Linked DNA regions of Homo sapiens: region 2 is linked to region 1. A link is a loop called in an ENCODE intact Hi-C map of the cell type or tissue named here. Cell type or tissue: psoas muscle. All regions are shown on one strand.

Region 1 (8,000 bases):
ACTAGATGCCACAAGTGGTGCTGATGCTGACCTTCTGCTGCGCTACAGGGAATGCCACCTCTTGGTCCTAAAAGCTCTGCAGGATGGCCGGGCATATGGGTCTCCATGGTGCAACAAACAGATCACAAGGTCAGTAGCCATCTTCGAAAAGTAGTGAGTATTGGACTGCGACTGCCTTTTGACATAGATAGTACTGTTTATGTCCAGGGGTTTCCCTTTTTTCTAGTAGGTAGGTCGGACACTTAGACTTCCTACTTCTGAGAGGTGAGAATTGTTAAGTAGTTGTTTTCCATCTGGTCTCTACCTTCTCCCCATGTTGGATATAGAAAACCAGTACCTTGTTTTGGGGAATAAATTGTAGGTCATTGTTTTAAAAGGTTACAGTGATTTCTCAGAAGTGGTATTCGTGTATAAGTATTTTAATGTCTTAAATGGAATACTCTGTATCCTAGGATTTGAAAGGAAAGCTTGGGCTATCTGTTCTATTTCATTACTGGCTGTTTTTAAATTTGGACACTGATTTGGAGTTGAATCTCAAGGCATTCTTAGTTTGGAGCAAATTTCCATTGAGTAAAATGGGCCCTTTTACAGTATGGTTAAGCCTATATGAGTAAAGATATTGAACTTTTTCTAGGTGCCTAATTGAATGTCGAGATGAATATAAATATAATGTGGAGGCTGTGGAGCTGCTAATTCGCAATCATTTGGTTAATATGCAGCAGTATGATCTTCACCTAGCGCAGGTATGGAAGGAATTTACTTGCACGGACAAAAGGACTCAGGGAAGTACGTTTGCTCTTAAGTGTTTTCCCTCTCACATTATGTTTTCTGTGTTGCCAGTCAATGGAGAATGGCTTAAACTACATGGCTGTGGCATTTGCTATGCAGTTAGTAAAAATCCTGCTGGTGGATGAAAGGAGTGTTGCTCATGTTACTGAGGCAGATCTGTTCCACACCATTGAAACCCTCATGAGGATTAATGCTCATTCCAGAGGCAATGCTCCAGAAGGGTGAGGATGAAATGCTTTGAGATCCCTGTGCATTTAGTAGTCTTCTAATATCTTTAGGAATGAATATGCAGACTTACTAACATTACTTGTTATAACTGCTTTACCAACCACATATGGGTGGGTAGCTTTGGTAAGGGCTAATATTGTCACTTGAAGTATGAAAGCCTAATTGACTGCCAAGTCTTCTTGGCACAGAGCAGTACATACGGTACCAGACTTAGTGTCAGAGTCCTATGTTTAAGCCCTGGTCATGCCACTTAAAAGCTTTCTGATTTTAGGCAAATTGACTTATCCTCCTTAAACCTATTCTTTATAGAAAATGGAAATAATTTCTCAAAGAACTATTGGAAATCAAGAGAAGTAACGTAAAGAAAGCATGGTACATAGTAGGCAAACAGTGAATATTTGTCGACTCTGAACATCAGTTTCATTTAAATGAACACGTTTTTTGGGCAAGAAGTAGCTTAACTGAGGGCAGTTGTTTGTGTGTTGTATGCTCATGAGCAAGCGGATAAGAGACTAAGTATAGTTTTGTTTCAGTGTGGAAGTGGTAAAGCGAAGTGGTAAACCACTCTGGTGGTTGCTGTTAAATAAGCAAACTATACATGCGTATGTCTGTAAAATCACAACTACGAGGAGACTGATTTTCACCCTTTATTTATTGTGCTAGATTGCCCCAGCTGATGGAAGTAGTGCGATCCAACTATGAAGCAATGATTGATCGTGCTCATGGAGGCCCAAACTTTATGATGCATTCTGGGATCTCTCAAGCCTCAGAGTATGATGACCCTCCAGGCCTGAGGGAGAAGGCAGAGTATCTTCTGAGGGAATGGGTGAATCTCTACCATTCAGCAGCAGCTGGCCGCGACAGTACCAAAGCTTTCTCTGCATTTGTTGGACAGGTAGAGCTTTTGGAAAGAAAGGTGCTTTTTATTCAACATAAGTAGGGTGTGATGCCTCCAATATTAAAGCTCAGTATTGCGTACATGTGGTCAGACAGTTACCTCCATACTCATGCAAACCCAAACTGTCATCATTATATGGTTAAATTACAGCCTGTTTTCTCATGGTTGATCACTAAGCAGTAAAGGCAACATTCCCTCCCACCGTTGGTTCTGTATATTCCATTTCAGTTGTCACAGCTACAAAGTACAATGGGTCAGATAATGAATAATAAAACTACCAAATGTATTTTTACTAGCACTGATGGGACTGTGGGCTAATAAATATGTAAAATTCTCACAGTAGCCCACATTAAAAAAAAATGACAAAACAAAAATGCTTATTTAAATGGTAGAGTGTTTTATTGTATTTTCTAATTTAAATATCTACCTAAACGTAGTGACATGTTCCTTTGGAAAATACTTCCCAGTATTTTCATTAGATTTGATGCAAGTTGGACTTTGACTTAAAAGGGTTAGGAACAAAGCACCTAACTGAAAATCAAGTTTGGCAGGAATGTTTGTGAATAGGATGAACAGGAAAAATGTCGGAACCGAGCCATAGTACCATTTAGCATTCGTTTTTTATTATCACTGGTTGCTTTCAGCGACTGTGAGGGAATCAGACACAATAAGTCCATGTGTCCTAATTTATAATATAACTTGGCAAGAGTGGTACTTTTCCTGAATTGACCTTGGAATTTCCTTTATTAGAACTGTTGTAATTTTTTTTCAGGGTGAGTTGTCTGCTTATTTCTGCAGATTGACCATTATATTTCTTCAAACTGAACCCAAAACTTTTAGGTATATTGCTAAAGAAAGATTACAAATTAGGTCTCTTTTCAAATTAATGACAATTGAATGTGGAAGAACTGACTTCAATTCTAGAAGTTATTTGAAACTAGGTTTACTTTTCAGCCAGGTGCTGTGGCTCACGCCTGTAATCCCAGCACTTTGGGAGGCCGAGGCAGGCGGATCACGAGGTCAGGATATCGAGACCATCCTGGCTAACACAGTGAAACCCTGTCTCTACTAAAAATACAAAAAAATTAGCCGGGTGTGGTGGCGGGTGCCTGTAGTCCCAGCTACTCGGGAGGCTGAGGCAGAAGAATGGCGTGAACCCAGGAGATGAAGCTTACAGTGAGCCGAGATTGCACCACTGCACTCCAGCCTGGGCGACAGAGCGAGGCTCCGTCTCAAAAAAAATTAAAAAAAAAAAAGAAATTAGGTTTACTTTTCAAAATGAATGTTACTCAGTAAATCATACCGAGTATATTTCTCCCCTAAAAGAATCCAGGGAATTACAAAGCATACCCTACTGAAAAGCTATTACTGCATGTTTTATAGTCTGATTTATAATTTGAATGGAAGAAATTGGAATCCATTGGTCTTTCTGATCATTGCTATTTCGTGGGTATGGATGTGGCACCTGTCTCAGCCCTTCCTGCTGGCTTATTTGCTCTCATTTCATCTTTCTCTTGAAAAAGATAGTGTATTATACTTTTCTGTGCTGTTTTGTATCCTTTTGAAAATTCTTTCCTTCTTGCGCTCCTCCTTGACCATAGTACTCAGTCCTAATATTCCTCACTCTCTGTTAGTTTTACAGATACCAGTGTAGACAAAAAGTCCCTTTGCCATGCTGGCATTCTGTCCCAGCAGGGTACAGTATTATCGTAGTCCAACCAGTTCAGTTGTCTTTACTGCTTATCAGGAACAGTTAAGTTGTTTCAAAAATTTCAAGATAACCTTGAAGTTTTTTTTTTCGGAACTTGGTTTCTGTGTTTAGTAAGTAGTGAACTGTTCTTCCTCTGTAGCCTTAATGCATATTTTACTGTTGTCTTTTTTTGTTTGTTTGTTTAAAGGGTTGAGGGGAACTAGCCAAATAACATTCCCACTGTGCTTCACTTCTAGTTCATATGTCATATAGTTTCTAATTTTTCCTTTCTTTTAAATAAACTTGTGTTTCCCACATTATTTTAACTTAATGTAACATTTTATTACATTAAAATACCTAGATCAGATTTGTATTTCCATTTGGTACTTACCTGTTGTACAAATTATTGATTTTTCTGGGGGTAGCTTGTTGGAGTTTTAAAATCTTTGTTATTGGTTAATTCAGTTTGAGGAAATTATCTTCAAATCCTTCAGAAGTAAATTACCTTAAATTCTGTGAGAAAGTAAAATATGTGCAATTTAGTCTTCTCCTTGGAGTCCACAATGTCTTAACATGACTTACAGTTAACGAACAGTTTGTTTTATTTGCATGGTTAATTTTTCACATTATTTGGTGGGGACCTACTGTTCAAAATTGCCATGATAATCTGTCTGTCAGTTTCCATCTTCCCTGTTCTACATTAAACTTAAAACTGGAGGAATTCTGTCATGGCACCTTAATGGGAAAATAATTCTGATAATACATTTATTACAATGTAAGAATTAGAAATATGACAGTAGGAACAAATGAGAATATCTCTTAAGCCTGAAAATTAAAGGTATATGAAGTTTATTTGTGTGTGTTACCTCATTGTGTCTTTATTTTTTGTTCCTGTTGTAGATGCACCAGCAAGGAATACTGAAGACCGATGATCTCATAACAAGGTTCTTTCGTCTGTGTACTGAAATGTGTGTTGAAATCAGTTACCGTGCTCAGGCTGAGCAGCAGCACAATCCTGCTGCCAATCCCACCATGATCCGAGCCAAGTGCTATCACAACCTGGATGCCTTTGTTCGACTCATTGCACTGCTCGTGAAACACTCAGGGGAGGCCACCAACACTGTCACAAAGATTAATCTGCTGAACAAGGTCTGAAATCCTTTCTTGCCTTAGTCTTGGTCTACATCAGTGGGGTGTTTTATTTATTTATTTATTATTATTATTTTTTATATTGTTTCTTTGAGAGAGTCTCACTCTGTCACCCAGGCTGGAGTGCCTCCGAAGTAGCTGGGAATACAGGCATGAGCCACGATTCCTGGAGCTTTTCTATTTTTAGTAGAGTCTTACCATGTTGCCCAAGCTGGTCTCAAACTTCTGGCCTCGAGTGATCCACCTGCCTTGGCTTCCCGTAGTGCTGGGATTACAGGCATGAACCACCATGCCTGGCCACATCAGTGGTTTCTTTTTATTTGAGATGGAGTCTCGCTCTGTCGCCCAGACTGGAGTGCAGTGGTGCAATCTCGGCTTACTGCAAACTCCGCCTCCTAGGTTCACACCGTTCTCCTACCTCAGCCTCGTGAGTAGCTGGGACTACAGGCACTTGCCAACATGCCCGGCTAATTTTTCTTGTATTTTTTGTTTTGTTTGTTTTCTGTTGTTTTGAGACGGAGTCTCACTCTGTCACCCAGGCTGGAGTGCAGTGGCGGGATCTCAGCTCCTGCAAGCTCCGCCTCCCAGATTCACGCCATTCTCCTGCCTCAGCCTCCCGAGTAGCTGGGACTACAGGCACCCGCCACCGCGCCCGGCTAATTTTTTATATTTTTAGTAGAGACAGGGTTTCACCATGTTAGCCAGGATGGTCTCGCTCTCCCAACCTTGTGATCCGCCTGCCTCAGCCTCCCAAAGTGCTGGGATTATAGGCGTGAGCCACAGCGCCCGGCCACGTCAGTGGTTCTTAACCCTATTGGGTCCCTCAAGTGACCCGCCTGCCTCGACTTCCCAAAGTGCTGGGATTACAGGCATGAGCCACCATGCCTGGCCACATAAGTGGTTCTTAACCCTATTGAGGCCAACCCTTCCCCCAAACATTTTGTTAATGTCTCTTTTCTGTCCTGAAATTAAATTTGTAAATAATATGTAAACATACCCGCTCTGTCTTAGAATATAGTGCCTTAACCGAAATACAAAAAGAGATCATAATGTATTTCAGTATGTTAATGCTTGGTAGTATGAATTTGCCCCATATACAGAATCACTGTGAGTGGGTGGCTAGACGTGCCTCCTGCTGATAGATTGGCAACTCAAGTACATGAGTGATATTAGTCATTGGCTTGATTTACACAGTGGAGTTCCTGGAAATTTGAATATTAAAACAATGCAAAAATACTTGTAAAAATGGACTGTGATTTTGGATTTGGGAAATTAGAGATGTGTTCTTCAAGCCCCTCACTGTTCAGTGGGCAAGTCAAGTGGAATGGGATCTCTGCAGCCTAACAGCTTTCCTGGCCCCTGCCTACTAAATGCCAAGATAGGAGTAAATCATTCCCACATGTCAACTTCATGTCAGACCAGACAAATTAGATTGTTATATTGTGTTAACATGGTGAAATGTGAGGGGCCTTGCTGATTTCTAGAGCTGAAGAAGAACCATTGGGCATTTGTGGAGAATATTCAGGTGTGGTCCAAGGATGTTGAAATGCAAAGAAACACACAAAACACTGAAGGCGGAGTCAGACCAATTTATGACCCTATCGGCTGCCAGCATGTAATTTTGTATTCAAATTGTATATATGCTTTCCTTTAATGTTGGGTTTAAGAATGCAAAGTTTAAAAAGCATGACATCGAAGTGGTGAGTGGATTATCTGAATGATTTACAAGCTCTGATTTGTGTTTTACGTAGGTCCTTGGTATAGTAGTGGGAGTTCTCCTTCAGGATCATGATGTTCGTCAGAGTGAATTTCAGCAACTTCCCTACCATCGAATTTTTATCATGCTTCTCTTGGAACTCAATGCACCTGAGCATGTGTTGGAAACCATTAATTTCCAGACACTTACAGCTTTCTGGTGAGTATTGTGTTTGCGATTTTGTGTTAAGGTTTGCTGGATTAATGTAGTAAAATTTTGGGAGTAGAACTCTTGAGCATTTTGAGCCTACATTCATGTGCTGTTCACTGTATTTAAGTTGGACTGTGCTTCTGACTAAGGTTTTTCTTCTTTCAGCAATACATTCCACATCTTGAGGCCTACCAAAGCTCCTGGCTTTGTATATGCCTGGCTTGAACTGATTTCCCATCGGATATTTATTGCAAGAATGCTGGCACATACGCCACAGCAGAAGGTGTGGCTGCAGTTTATCTCCTGTAGATGAAGACTATAACTACCTGGGCTTATTTATTAGCATTGCCTATAGATTTCTATTAGTCATTTAGTAGTAATTGTACTTCTTCCAAACTTAGTTGGGAATGCTATTTAGTGTTCACTCAAGTCAATTACTTGACTGCCTCTGCCTGAAAGCCATTCCTCAGTGATTAGGTGTTGCTGCTTCAACTCAGTTGTGGGCCACCTGTGTCAGTCTCTCAAGTTTTTTTTTATTGTTTTTTCCTTTCTTTCTTTTAAAATGTTTTGCTTCTTTATATACAGGAATGATTTATTTTACATATTTGTCAGTTAAGGGTTTTTTTGGGGGTAGGGGTGTTGTTTTTAAAGTTGAAATCCATGTGTGCCCTCATAAATATCTGAATAAATCTCTGGGTAACAGGGCTCTGGAGCTTGTTGGTTTTACAGACTCTCACTTTAAATGCGGAAGGCTCTCAAACTAAGGTTGAGGACTACTGGCTATGTTATTTTGAAGGATTATGATCAAGTTCTATTTAAGAGTTCATTATCTAATTGGTAATACAACACAGTTAACATGATAAGTTTTTTTCCTCCCATCTTGGAATTAAATTGGCAAATGAGTACTGCAGAAAGTACCATTCTTTGGCCCCTCAGATCAGAAGAAATGTGACTGCTATGTAATGGAGTGAACTTGACAAAGAAGGTGAAATAGCTCTTAAATGAAGTTTTGTTTGGTGGAGAAGGGCATTCTAGGAGGAAGGAACACAACATATTAAATGCAATTATCCAAGAATTAATTGAACATAATTGGTATAGTTGGGGGAGGGTGAGCAGGCTGACATTGGCTGAAAATAGAGAATTCATGTCGTGGACTGAACAAGGTTATTTGCGAAGAGTTGAGCTGGAAGAGAGAAAGGAAATGGCTGAGACTTAATAAGGAATTAAGAAAACACATTTCTAGTTGTCAGTTTCTGCAGTTGACTGTTTTGTGTTCTCTCGGAAGTTTACTCCTCTCCCTTTTTAAATTTTGCTACAGGTACACAGGGACCATTATGTCT
Region 2 (8,000 bases), 180 kb before region 1:
CCTTTGTTACTTATCAAATGATGACGATCCTGTGGCATTTCAGATAAACCATTTCCTTTAAAGCTGCAAAGTCGTCTCTTGGCTGTTTTTCTCTTTAGAAAATACCAGAGCAGAGTGTTCTTCTTCTGCATGCCTGCGCCCACAATCCCACGGGAGTGGACCCGCGTCCGGAACAGTGGAAGGAAATAGCAACAGTGGTGAAGGTGAGGACGATGAACTCACTGGCGACAGTTCTGTGTTTAGTAACCAGCTTTGGAGGCTTAATTTGGCAATGTCTCAACAGAGAGTCTTAACCTCGAACCTGCGTGAAATGTCCACACAGGTGGATAAGCTGCCAGAAAAGGGCTCCCCATTTGCGTGATTAGCAGTTCTGGGATTGATGACGCATGAGTATTTGAAAGTAATTTTTTTTGGCTGGGCGCGGTGGCTCACGCCTGTAATCCCAGCACTTTGGGAGGTCGAGGCAGGTGGATCACCTGAGGTCAGTTCGAGACCAGCCTGGCCAACATGGTGAAACCCCGTCTCTACTAAAACTACAAAATTAGCTGGGCGTAGTGGCCCATGCCTGTAATCCTAGCTACTTGGGAGGCTGAGGCAGGAGAATCACTTGAACCCAGGAGGTGGAGATTGTGGTGAGCCGAGATTGTGCCACTGCACTCCAGCCTGGGCAACAAGAGCAAAACTCTGTCTCTAAAAAAGAAAAAAAGAAAATAATTTTTTTCCTCATCCTGGATGTAGGGAACTCTGATAAAACCTGTCCACTGGCCCCAGGATGTCTGCTGTTGATGCCTATATTCGCCCTGGTCAGTGGTTGCTTATTGATCTTTTTAAACACTTTTTCATGTCCTCTCCTTTGCAGCATTGCCATGATCACTCTCAAAGTGTAGCCAGCTGTCAGAGAAGACACTAGTCAAAATTCCTAGGGAGGAAAATGTTATTCCTGTTGTCTCATGTCCCTGTTTTCCCTTTTCACTCCTTTTCATTTCCCTTTCTTTTCTCTCTCTCTCTTTTTTTTTCTTTTGAGACAGAGTCTCACTCTGTCGCCTTAAGCCAGAACGCAGTGGCACAGTCACAGCTCACAGCAGCCTCTACCTCCAGGGCTCAAACAATCCTCCTACCTCAGCCCCTGAGTAGCTGGGACTACAGACATGTGTGCCACACCTGCCTGGCTAATTCTTCCTATTTTTCACAGAGACAGCATCTCACTTTGTTGCCCAGGCTGATCTCAAACTCCTGGGCTCAAGTGATCCTCCCACCTTGGCCTCCCAAAGTGCTGGGATTATAGACATGGGCCACCATGCCTGGCCAGTTTCCCTTTCTTTAACTTCTGTCAAATCTAAGCTGCAAACAGAATGAGACAGAAACAGCATTTGGAGAGCACTTTCAAGATAAAATGGTTCTAATGATGTTGTCTCGTGAGTCCTGGGTATAAGTTGAGTCTTCCAGGATTACGTTAGCCCCAGAAAAGGCTTATTGTGCTTATTGGGACCATGCCCACCTCACATAAACATCTTTCAGACTTTTATAAACATCTGGGGCCTCTTCAGAAAGACTGCTAAAGCTTCGATCTTTCGTTCCTTCTCAGAAAAGGAATCTCTTTGCGTTCTTTGACATGGCCTACCAAGGCTTTGCCAGTGGTGATGGTGATAAGGATGCCTGGGCTGTGCGCCACTTCATCGAACAGGGCATTAATGTTTGCCTCTGCCAATCATATGCCAAGAACATGGGCTTATATGGTAAGCTACAGCATCCAGCATGACACATGCTCTCATGCTGGGAGAGAATGCCACGAGGGCATAGAGCTTGTGGGTGTGTGTGTGTGTGTGTGTGTGTGTGTGTCCATCCATGTCCATGTCCCTCCCTACCCTAAGATGAAAGACCAGTATCGTAGATTTTACTGATTTTCTTAGCCATATATTCTTCGGTGTCCTTAAGTTTTTCCAGCAAAGGAAACTGATTACTGCTTCTCTAAACAAAAAGTAACAAATCCGTGAGCCAAGAAGATAGATACAATAAAAAATACCTTTGAATACTCTGAGTACTCAAAACTTCCTTGTGCCTCAGTTCACCACTCTGGTTGTTGAAAGCTTTTTATTTATAATAAAGTTATTTTGGGGTCCTTTGGATGGAAACAGATAATACGTAGCAAATACACTCATGATTTGCTTTAGCACATTAGATAGTAGAAGTAGAAGACGAGATCCATTTTTGTCTTTCAGGTGAGCGTGTAGGAGCCTTCACTATGGTCTGCAAAGATGCGGATGAAGCCAAAAGGGTAGAGTCACAGTTGAAGATCTTGATCCGTCCCATGTATTCCAACCCTCCCCTCAATGGGGCCCGGATTGCTGCTGCCATTCTGAACACCCCAGATTTGCGAAAACAATGGTAAAGGTTTATGCCACTCCCCAGCCACCTACCTGTTCCCACCACTGCTCCTTCAAAGTTAGTTTTTAATTGACCTCTAGTGATATACAGTACCCCATAGATTCCATATGTGGAAGGCAGGGAAGGAAGCAAAAAATGTGCATTCCTTTTTTAAAAAATTAAGGCCGGGCACAGTGGCTCACGCCTGTAATCGCAGCACTTTGGGAGGCCGAGGCAGGTGGATCACCTGAGGTCGGGAGTTCGAGACCAGCCTGACCAACATGGAGAAACCCCGTCTCTACTGAAAATACAAAATTAGCCGGATGTGGTGGTGCATGCCTGTAATCCCAGCTACTCGGGAGGATGAGGCAGGAGAATTACTTGAACCTGGGAGGCGAAGGCTGCAGTGAGCCGAGATTGCGCCATTGCACTCCAGCCTGGGCAACAAGAGCAAAACTCCGTCTCAATCTATATATATAGATAGATAGATAGATTGGTTGAGACAGGGTCTTGCTCTGTCACCCAGTCTGGAGTGCAGTGTTGCAATCCTAACTCACTGTAACTTTGTACTCCTGGCCTCAAGCAGTCCTCCAGCCTCAGCCTCCCGAGTATTTGTTAGCACTTTGAACCAAGTTAATTGATATTTCTCTGTAAGAGGCAGTCATAATTTTTAAATGGTAGTTCCTTTTATTCCGTCATCTCCGTGTTAAGTAGAACCTGCTTTCCCCTAAAATCAGTTTCAAATTAAGTACCTTACATAGGAAAACTTCCTTAAAAACATCATATTTTTGTTTGTGTCCTAATAATTGCTAGCATTGAATCCGTATTTTTGCATATGTTTGTATTTTATTGTAGAGACAGGGTCTTGCTGTCTTGCCCAGGCTGGTCTCCTCAAACTCCTGGGCTCAAATGATCCTCCCACCACAGACTCCCTAAGTGCTGGGATTGCAGGTGTGAGCCACTGCACTCAGCTTGTTTTTTATTATCTGTACTATCTGACTCTCAACATCTGTTCTCTGAATTAGTGTTACTAAATTTTTTTGACCACAATCCACATAAGAAATATATTTAAGTCTGGGCACAGTGGCTCACACCTGTAATCCCAACACTTTGGGAGGCTGAGGTGGAAAGATCGTTTGAGACAAGCCTGGGCAACATACTGAAACCCCATCTATAAAATTTTAAAAATATATATTTTACATCATGACCTTGAACATATTATATACTTATATGTGTATATAACTGAAACTGTCTTCCAGACTCAATACTAAAGGCTTCATGTGCTTTACTCGAGTTTTTTGTTTTGTTTTGTTTTTTGTTTTTTTTTAAACAGTCTTGCTGTGTCACCCAGGCTAGAGTGCAGTGGCACAATCACTGCAACCTCCACCTCCTAGGCTCTAGCAATTCTCGTGCCTCAGCCTCCCGAGTAGCTGGGATCACAGGTGTGCACAACGAGACCCAGCTAATTTTTTTTTTTTTTTTTGAGACGGAGTCTCGCTCTGTCGCCCAGGCTGGAGTGCAGTGGCGGGATCTCGGCTCACTGCAAGCTCCGCCTCCCGGGTTCACGCCATTCTCCTGCCTCAGCCTCCCAAGTACCTGGGACTACAGGCGCCCGCCACTACGCCCGGCTAATTTTTTGTATTTTTAGTAGAGACGGGGTTTCGCCATGTTGGCCAGGCTGTTCTCAAACTCCTGGCATCAAGTGAACCACCTGCCTCGGCCTCCCAAAGTGCTAGGATTACAGGCGTGAGCCACCAAGCCCAGCCTCCACTCCAATATTTTCTAAATGCCAACTGCATCTTACTAAGTTGAATTTAACATACTAAGCCAGGTAAGGTGGCTCACACCTATAATCCCAGCATGCATTTTGGGAGGCCAAGGCAGGTGGATCCCTTGAACCCAGGAGTTGGAGACCAGCCTGGGCAACATAGCAAGACTGTGTCTCTATTAAAATAAAAGAAAATAAAAAAATAAAAAATAAAAAAATTAACCTACCAATGGGTCATGACACATAATTTAGAAAACACTGCTGTAGAAAGGGGTTGGCAAACTGTTCTGAGAGTCAATCCAGTTTGCCCCCTATTCTTGTAAATAAAGTTTTATTGGAACACAGCTGTACCCATTTGTTTATGAATTTTGTATAGCTACTTCTTTGCTGCCATGGCCGAGTGAGCAGTTGTAGAAGGCAGAGACCATATGGCCTATAAAGCCTAAAATAATTACTGTTTGGCCATTTACAGAAAGAATGCCAACCCCTACTCTATGAGTTCATAAAACCATGATGCCTGTGGAAGGTGTGATTTGTTATATGAGTTTATCGTATATTTGTTATATGAGCTGCTTAGTTGAGAGGTCACATCTCTGAGCAGCTCTTGGGTAGAAAAGCTAAATCTGCTATCTCTAAGAAACTTGATATGTACCTCCCCTAGTCATCATGTGACAACTATTTTTTCTGTCTCTCTGTCCCATGAAGATTAAAGTAAATACTAAGAGTCTGGTTCAGGATAGTTTTTTTTGTTTTTTGTTTTGTTTTGTTTTGTTTTTTCCTTTTGATTTTTTATAAAGACAAGGTCTCACTGTGTTGTCCAGGCCAGTCTCAAACTCCTGGGCTCAAGTCATCCTCCCACCTCAGCCTTCCAAAGTGCTGGGATTACAGCTGTGAGCCACCGCACCCAGCTCAGGGTAGTTCTTTATGGTATAATAGGTTCATGCTAGACCTACCAAAAATTTGAGTACTTTTTAAGTTATATTTTTTTGCAGCATGATATTAACATGTAAGTATATTTCAGAAAGTTTGTGAAAGGGAAAAAATTAACCATAACTCTAGCTATTCTAACTCAGCTTTTTTTTTCCCTTACCCATTGTTTGTTTGTTTTTTCTTTATTTGTTTTTTGTTTGTGTGTGTGGTTTTTTTGTTTTTTGTGTTTTTGTTTTTGAGACAGAGTTTTGCTCTTGTTGCCCAGGCTGGAGTGCAATGGCACAATCTTGGCTCACTGCAACCTCTGCTTCCTGGGTTCAAGTGATTCTTCTGCTTCAGCCTCCCAAGTAGCTGGGATTACAGGCATGTGCTACCACGCCCAGCTAATTTTGTATTTTTAGTAGAGACGGGGTTTCTCCATGTTGGTCAGGCTGGTCTCGAACTCCCGACCTTAGCACTTCGGCCTCCCAAAGTACTGGGATTACAGGCGTGAACCACTGCGCCCAGCCACCCATTGTTATCTGTAGTTGTGACATACTGTTATATATGTATGTGCAGGACTGGTTTTGGTTTTGTCACTTAGAATTATACTAAGCTTTTTTACTTAATATTTTCAATGTTTTTAAAAATATTTTCATATTCTCTGGTTATGAAGATTTTTTTTAATGCATGCATTTCAATACACAATTTGAGAGTCTGTAGTAGACAAAGATGCCAGACTGTGTTAATGACTACCCTCAGGGTGGTTATAATCTGATGAGAAAGATACACACATGACTTTCTTGTTCTTGTTGTTGTTGTTGTTGTTGTTGTTCTTGTTGTTGTTTTGAGAGAATCTTGCTCTGTGGCCCAGGCCGGAGTGCAGTGGCACAATCTCAGCTCACTGCAACCTCCGCCTCCTGGGTTCAAGCGATTCTCCTGCCTCAGGCTCCCCTGAGCTGGGATCACAGGCACCCACCACCATGACTGGCTAATTTCTGTATTTTTAGTAGAGACTGGGTTTCACCACATTGGCCAGGCTGGTCTCAAACTCCTGACCTCAATGGATCCATCCACCTCAGCCTCCCAAAGTGCTAGGATTATAGACGTGAGCCACCGCGCCTGGCCACACATGATATTTAATATAAGACAGAATGGAATAAATGATGACTAAAGGGAGAGCTGTTGATTCTAGTGGGGAGTTAGAGAAGATGTAATGAGGACTGCGGCATGTGAGCTGTGCATTAAAGAGGGGAAAGGGCTTTTTTTTTTGCAAAGGAAATGAAACGGACAAGGAAACTGGGGAGAGATCTGAGTGAGGGCATAGGCGTGGGACGTGCATTATGCAGAACTTGTGTAGAAAGCCCCAAGTTGTTTTCGTGATGAAAACACGAATGTGAGGAGGACTGTGGGAGACAGCCAAGCTGAGAAGGTGGAGCAGATCGTGAAGCACCCTGGTTGATACTGTAAGAAGTCAACACTTGATTCTCCAGGCAACAAGGAGGATGGAGGGGTTTGGCTAAGATGGCTCCACATCTAGCCCTGTTCATGCACTCAATATCTTTGGGATCCAGGCCTCAAAGTGAATGAAGCTGGACGATGGAAACTGTAGGAAATTTAAAATCAGATGCCATAACTGGAGGGGCCAGGGGCTCCTCAGCTCCAGCCAGTAATTATTTTGCTAATACAGTGCTATCGTTTCTCATTTTTCAAGAGAAACTACAGGTTTCAGCTTTTAGGCACAAGTGCCCAATTTAAAAACGTTTCACTGGGTGAAGTAAAACATTACTAGGTCCCATATTTGGTCTTTAATTGGCAGTTTGTGATCTCTCTTCTAACCGTGCATAACATCATTATACAGAGATGGTTTAGGAAAGTGAACACCTAAGAACAGGGAGATAAACTGTAAATGGGAATGTCATTGGTGAGAGCCAAGAATGTCCCAGAGCCATGGGAATGGAGTGGAAAGGGTAGATTCTGAGGAAGGGGAAGGTTGTATTCAGAATCAGGTGATCCCCGTGCACAGTCAGAGGACTACCTTCTCCAGTCCCTCAGACAGAATTTACTCTCCTTGGGGCTTTTAGCATAGCAGTGTCCTATGTGTTTTACATTTTGTGGCCGTATTCCATACTTGGTTTACAGGTTTGGTTACAAGCACCCCTTGCAAGCTTTTGAAGGCAAGGACTATGTCTCAGTCCTCACCACCTAAAATAGCTTGGCTCATTGTAGATTCATAGTACATTGTCTCAATTGTGAAGATGGGAATGTATATTTCATCCATGTCAAAAATAAGGTCATTTTTTTTTTTTGTTTAACCCACAGCTTTTACCTTAATCTTAGTAGGTTTTAGAGTGATTCATTCACTTTTCTTTTTTTTTTTTTTTTTTTTTGAGACAGAGTCTTGCTCTCTCACCCAGGCTGGAGTGCAGTGGCGCCATCTCCGCTCACTGCAAGCTCTGCCTTCTGGGTTCACACCATTCTTCTGCCTCAGCCTCCCCAGCAGCTGAGACTACAGGCACCCGCTGCCACGCCCGGCTAATTTTTTTGTATTTTTATTAGAGACGGGGTTTCACCGTGTTAGCCAGGATGGTCTCGATCTCCTGACCTCGTGATCCGCCCGGCTAATTTTTTTGTATTTTTAGTAGAGACGGGGTTTCACCGTGTTAGCCAGGATGGTCTCGATCTCCTGACCTCGTGATCCGCCCGCCTGGGCCTCCCAAAGTGCTGGGATTACAGGCGTGAGCCACCGTGCCCCGCCCACTTTTCTTAATACAGATGCAATTATGATGGGGTTACATCCCAATAAGCCTGTCATAAGTCAGAAATGCATTTAAGGCCAGGCTTATGTCTGTAATCCTAGCATTTTGGGAGGCCAAGGTGGGAGAATCACTTGAGCCCAGGAGTTCCAGACCAGCCTGGGCAAAATGGGGAGACCCTGTCTCTACAAAAAAAAAAAAAA

Evidence for each region. Hi-C counts contacts between places; a loop is a spot of excess contacts. Peaks named below come from ENCODE experiments on the same cell type or tissue, not always from the same donor. Only the 100,000 strongest peaks of a DNase experiment are listed, where the experiment ranks them.
Region 2: a loop joins it to region 1, with 2.0 times the contacts of the local background. A loop is called at or near these places in 1 of 110 quality-filtered maps.

The regions. Positions count from the first base shown.
Region 1 is chr16:58,530,901-58,538,900 of GRCh38, reverse strand. CNOT1 (CCR4-NOT transcription complex subunit 1) reads left to right here. Exons shown (of 49, transcript NM_016284.5): 36 at 1-129; 37 at 635-743; 38 at 841-1,010; 39 at 1,681-1,912; 40 at 4,506-4,754; 41 at 6,506-6,669; 42 at 6,826-6,943. Among named protein-coding and RNA genes, the nearest start is that of SNORA46, 14 kb to the left of the region's middle. In psoas muscle, no CTCF peak of the experiment used is centred here; a DNase peak (open chromatin) is centred at 4,650; H3K27ac peaks cover 2,257 bases.
Region 2 is chr16:58,710,399-58,718,398 of GRCh38, reverse strand. It overlaps GOT2 (glutamic-oxaloacetic transaminase 2), which reads left to right. Exons shown (of 10, transcript NM_002080.4): 6 at 99-203; 7 at 1,586-1,736; 8 at 2,220-2,385. Among named protein-coding and RNA genes, the nearest start is that of GOT2, 20 kb to the left of the region's middle. RefSeq lists an enhancer at 1-344. In psoas muscle, no CTCF peak of the experiment used is centred here; no DNase peak of the experiment used is centred here.